2 separate regions of the Homo sapiens genome follow, and region 1 is linked to region 2. The links are chromatin loops, found by intact Hi-C in ENCODE. Cell type or tissue: chondrocyte. All regions are shown on one strand. Each heading gives the region's core, and the rest is flanking DNA. Links, peaks and the distances in the headings are about the cores only.

Evidence for each region. Peaks named below come from ENCODE experiments on the same cell type or tissue, not always from the same donor. Only the 100,000 strongest peaks of a DNase experiment are listed, where the experiment ranks them.
Region 1: a loop joins it to region 2, with 8 times the contacts of the local background. A loop is called at or near these places in 35 of 110 quality-filtered maps.

The regions. Positions count from the first base shown.
Region 1 is chr6:70,546,206-70,549,023 of GRCh38, reverse strand. All of the region lies in intron 20 of FAM135A (family with sequence similarity 135 member A), which reads right to left. Among named protein-coding and RNA genes, the nearest start is that of SDHAF4, 19 kb to the left of the region's middle. In chondrocyte, for the core only: CTCF peaks have their summits at 1,321 and 1,522 (motif pointing left); no DNase peak of the experiment used is centred there.
Region 2 is chr6:70,883,341-70,886,158 of GRCh38, reverse strand. All of the region lies in intron 2 of B3GAT2 (beta-1,3-glucuronyltransferase 2), which reads left to right. LOC105377850 (a long non-coding RNA gene) reads right to left here and starts at 17. Exons shown (of 5, transcript XR_001744196.2): 1 at 1-17. In chondrocyte, for the core only: CTCF peaks have their summits at 1,382 and 1,597 (motif pointing right); no DNase peak of the experiment used is centred there.

The DNA.
Region 1 (2,818 bases), core at 95-2,594, 340 kb after region 2:
ATACTGTATAGCATCTTTTAAATTTTACCAACCTAATGGCAAAAATGATTAACTTATTGTTTATTGGCCTTCCATATATATATATTTTTTAATTTTTAATTTTATTTTTTGGTAGCTAACTGCCTCTTTTCTCTTTTGTCCATTTTTTTCTTTTGGGTTGTTATGTATTAGGAACAGCAGTACACATTATACCACTCAGGCATAAACAATATTACCTGTCACCTCCAGATGTGTGGTCTGTGAATGAATTATGTATTTGCCAGATTACATGATCATTAAAACTTCCTCACAAATTTCCCACTGATTAAGATTTTTAAAAGATTTCTATATTTGTAAGAATAAAAGGCATTATATATTTCTTCATAAAATTATATTAAAGACATTTTTCAAAATAGCTCTTTACAGAGATTCTGATGTACTTCTCTAGAGAAACAACACTAAGGTTTGGAATTACTGCTTTAGACTGAGATCCCTGCAGGGTGTCTATGGCTCCTCATGTTCACGCAGCTCAGTGGAAGCAGGCAAAATCAGTAAAGATTAGTCAGAGGATTTCAAAGATACCCTTTCACTCTCAGATTCCATGATGATAAAATAAATTTAAAAATTCTGATACTGATTAAATACACTATGTTGTTACACTTCTAAATGTGATTCTTACGACAGTACTGTACTTTAAAAATGCATTTTAAACTTGGTAACCAGTTTTCTAGTTATTTAAAAAAAGTGTATTAATACTGATATTGTGCTTTTGCACAGAAGGTTTGCTTTTTATATTAGCCAAGAACCAAGTTAGTTAAATATATTATGGCCCTTTTTGAACCTTTTGGCTTCAATTTCTTGTCTACCAGTGTTGGCTACAGAAGGCAGAAACTCAAAGTGAAGCACAGCAAGCTCCAGAGGAGCAGTGCTGGTAGGAATTACAGCAGTACTTCATCTGAGTTGAAGTACAGCCAACAAAAATGTCTGAAGTCTATTTTGGGAGCTAATATTCTAGGTTTATCTTTTCTACACCTACCTTGATTCTAGCTTCTCAAAGACAACGTAGTTAACTAGTCCGTGGGTGAATACTTCACTGAGCCCCTCAAGTGGCTAATTATTTGTTGAACGGTTACCTTTAATTTGGGAAAGTGACAAGATTTCCCTATTTATAGGATGACATGGTTTAACCAGAAAAATCTGTAAGTATGTTGTTACTTTTTACCAAGAAAAAGATTAAATCTTCCATATTGCTCTGGACTATATAATAACATGATTGATATATGAACACCTTAATTGAAACTTTCATCTTCATAGTCTAAAGTCTTTCCAATTCTTCTGGCTACTCATTTGTTCTAAAACTTCAGAGTTTTAATGCAATTCACTTTGAGTCATTTTGTGTTTACTTTCTGGAACTGGCTAAAGCAGTGGTTCTAAACTGGTGATTTTCTGCTCCAAGGAATATTCTGCAGCATCTGAAGATATTTTTGGTCATCACTGCTGAAGGTGGAAAAGTGTATGTGCTACTGGCATCTAGTGGGCAGAGGCCAGAGATACTGCTAAACATGCTACAATGTTCAAGACAACCCCTGAAAACAAAGAATTCTCCAGCCCAGAATATCAATAGTGCTGAAGCTAAGAAAACTCTGTACTTTTAAAACATATTCTTAACAATATTAAACTATTCTTATTTTTACTCATTTTAAATAAATTTGAATGAATTTTCTTCCTAAAATAATGTTAGCTGATGCTGGTTCTTTCCCGCACTTTCAGAAACAAAATATACATATTATTTACATATCAAAAGTGATACCTAAGATTAAATCCCTTTGTAACCTCCTGGATACAAAGAGTCCTTTGTGCCACAGTAGGACAGCAGGACCTTTATTTAATTTCTATACTTTATTTGTCAGAATTCAACAGCTGGTAAAAAGACTCTAAGCAGGTATTTTTAGGAAGATCTTAAAATAAGGATATATTGTTTTTGAAATTCCAACAATGAATAGACTCTTTTTTGGCTATTTTGAGCCCTCATTATGGAATGTCAGAGTGGCCATGATTCCTCTCTCTGCTTTAGTAATATAATCTTGACTACTTCAACACTGCTGTCATCTAATGTCTATATATTATACATTTATTTTACTTTCCACATTGCTCTAGCTCCTTCATCTTTCTTTTCCCTGCTATCCAATGCTGAGATGCTTGTATGCCACCTGCAAATTATTTACATATTCTGTTAGCAATCTGTAGAATACCACAGGTTTTGTCAAAAGTTGCTATAAAAATTTAATGAATGTTTATAATTGTAATTCCTTAATCAAAATAGATAATTTCCCTTTAAAAGTAACATTTCTGTAACCCTTTACCAGATCTATTGTGTTCACAAAAAAGGTAATTTCTCACCCAATACATTTATGATTTTTATAAAAAATACAGTATTTCTCAATTGTTTTACAAAACACACAAATTATTTTAGGCTTTTAAAAAGCTTTCTTCATTTTAAAATAATGAACAGCTTTCAATAAAAGGAAAGCTATTAACTAATGATATGTTGCATAGAAAAAGACTGTTTCAAAAGGAAGACCCACAGAAGAGGCTTTGCTTAAATAAAAAAGGCAAAAGGGCAAATGGCTGGATTTTGATTTAGACAAGTAATTTTAGGCTTTTCCAAAAGAACGGAAAATTCGCTGTTCAGAAGAAACTGAAGCAATAATCAAACCAGGGCATCCAAGACTGTAGCTTTAGAATAATAAAATATAAAAAAGAAATGATCACTTTTGATTGTTTTAAAACACTTGAGAATAGCATATTGGTTAAGTACTCTTTTTCTTTGTTCTATGTT
Region 2 (2,818 bases), core at 102-2,601:
TCTCTGAGCCTGCAGAACAGTTTCTTGGTTTCTTCATCTGCAGAACAGGGAAAATGAAATTTTTCACAAAATCAGACATCACGTGCAAAGCAGCCAGGAGTAGAACATTGTAGACACTTGGTGAATGTCACTCTTAACCAAGAAACAAGACTGTGCCTTTGGGTTCAGCTGGCTCACACATTTATTTTGATGAATTAGGTCAGTGTTTTGTTTGATTATCACAGTGGTGAGGTCCATGCAGGTAGCTGTAGGGTGGAAGAATCACTCATCCTTGGGTCCTGCTCTGACACATACAGGCTGTGCAGCCTGAAGATCTAGGGGAATATCTGTTTCTTCCTAATACCTGTAGATTAGGGATCATTGCTTCTTCCTAATACCTGTAGATTAGGGATCATTGCACCAGCTTTCTGGGTTGTGTTGAGGTTGAAGTAAAACGAATACATACAGAAGTTCCTGCTGTTCTGTGAATATTTGAATCTGCACCCACTTGTAGCTTTGTGAGATCACTCTTAACGGTAGTATTTAAGAACATTTGAACTCCGCTGTGGGCTCATGATGAACTTCATTTCTCTTCTGGCGGGTGGACCTGTGCTCATTATCATTCAATGAATTGGCTCAGCATGCAGGATGGCATGCTGAGATAAACGCTAGCCCTTACTTTAGATTAAATACCCCCAAAAGAGAGTGATCAACAGGAGAAAATCGAAGCCAAAAAAGATCATTAAAGAGTTGTTTAGGAGCAGATACGTGTTCATTGTTAAAATTTCCCAGCTGAAAATCTAAACAAACAGCACTTGAGCTTTCAGAAGAAAATGCCATTTGTAACATTGAGATTTGCAAGGCATTTGGTGCCATGTGAGTGCCGCTTGCCCCTGTAGGTGAGTCTATGTAGACCACGAGACAAGTATTCAATATGCAAATTCCTGATGGCACATAGGGAAGGATTTAAAAGAATGATTCTCATGCTTTCTAATCAAGTCACAAGGGGGCAAATGTCCTTTTTCACCACCTCGACTTTCCTAAGAGTCCCTAGGAGAGCATCTGTAGGTAATAGTTTTCATCTAGAATCTGTTAAATAGGTATTATTTATTTTACTCATGTAAATAGTTAGGATTAAGGGTTGTTGCCCTGCACTGCTAACGTGGGGGCCGGGGTGCAGACCACTTCTCTCTTTGGCATGCAGGTTGTTTGCTGTGACTACTACACATTTTTCTGCACTGGCTTCAGAAGTTAAGCCTTGCAGGCATTCTTCCTGGGCTCCCTGAGCAGCTGTAATCACCCTGACCCCAAACACTCTGCACATCAGTTCACCTCAATTTTAAATCCCTCAGGCCAACCGCTGTGGTCAGTCGGCATTGCCCTAAGCTGATGGGCCTGATTAAACCAAGAGTGGCACACACTGCCCTCCAGCCTAGGATATGCAATGTCACTTTTCTTCTCACGTTTGCCTAGCTAATTTCCAGTTACTCTTCCAGACTCATTGATGAGGCAGGAATCGCTTTTTCTGGGAAGTTTTTCCTGATTTTCCATCACACGTGGATGCCCCTTTCTACCTTTTCCCCTAGAATCCTTGGCTTATGCAGTTATGAATATTTCCACAAGGTGGCGCTCATGTCAGTGTCCTCCCTGCCCCTGGCCGCCTTGCTAGCCCGGGAGTACACTAGGAGGGCGCTCGGGTCTGCCTGCATCTCCAGGCCGGGCACAGTCTCTGATGGTAATAGCTTGAACAAATGTTTGCTGAATTCATGAATTTTAACATGTTTTCCTTTTCTAGTGTAAGGATTATCAAAATTAAGATTTAAAGCTTCTCGCTTCTGAGACAACATTGCCATTATTTAATGGTGGAGGTGTAAAGGGGGATGCCGAGCTGTATACTCCAGAGCTCTCTGAGGAGGGTCTAATTCAGCGGGTCTCCCCATGGCTTCGCATCAAAATGGCAAGGGGCTTTGAAAAAACACCCACACTTGAGCTCCACCTAGGAGCAAAGAGACCATATAGTCTCTGAGGGTGAGGCCTGGTATTTGTGTGGTTGCGGGTTTTTTTTGTTTTTTTTTTTTTTTTTTGAGTCTTGAGGTGATCCCGAAGTGCACCCAGGAGTAAGAGAGGCGGGCGAAAGTGATCAGAAGCGACTCCTATTTCCTTCCTGTGGCTCGTTATCGTCTCTCAGTGGTCACAGTCCTTTCCCAGGCCACCCCCTGTGTCCATCTCAGGTGGGATAACCTCATGACAGAGTTTGGGAACGCTCAATAGAGTCACTTCCATAGAAAATACGTCTTCCATTGCTCAAGCAAGAAGAGAATTTGAGCATAGGACAGGAATATTTTAATCATAATAACTGAAAAACACCAGCAACAATATAAACAAAAAGATTGCCTGTATTCATTGGGAATGCAAGTTTTATCTGTGTTTTGATTGTGGTGAAATATACGTAACATAAAATTTACCATTTTAACCATTTTGAAGTGGACAGTTCAGTGGTATTCAATTCATTCACATTGTTGTGCAACCATAACCACTGTCCAACTCCACACCTTTTCCATCACTGAACCAAAATTCTATGCTCACTAAACAATAACTCCTGACTTGCCCCTCCCCTCAGCCCCTGGTTACCACAATTCTACTTTCTGTCTCGATTAATTAGACTATTCTAGGTACCTCATATAAGTGGAATCATATTTGTCCCTTTTTTTTTTTTTTTGCTTATTGAGCATAATATCTTTAAGGTTCATTCATATTATATTATGTATCAGAATTTCATTCCTTTTTAAGGCTACTAATATTCCATTGTTACGTATAGTCCACATTTCGTTTATCCATG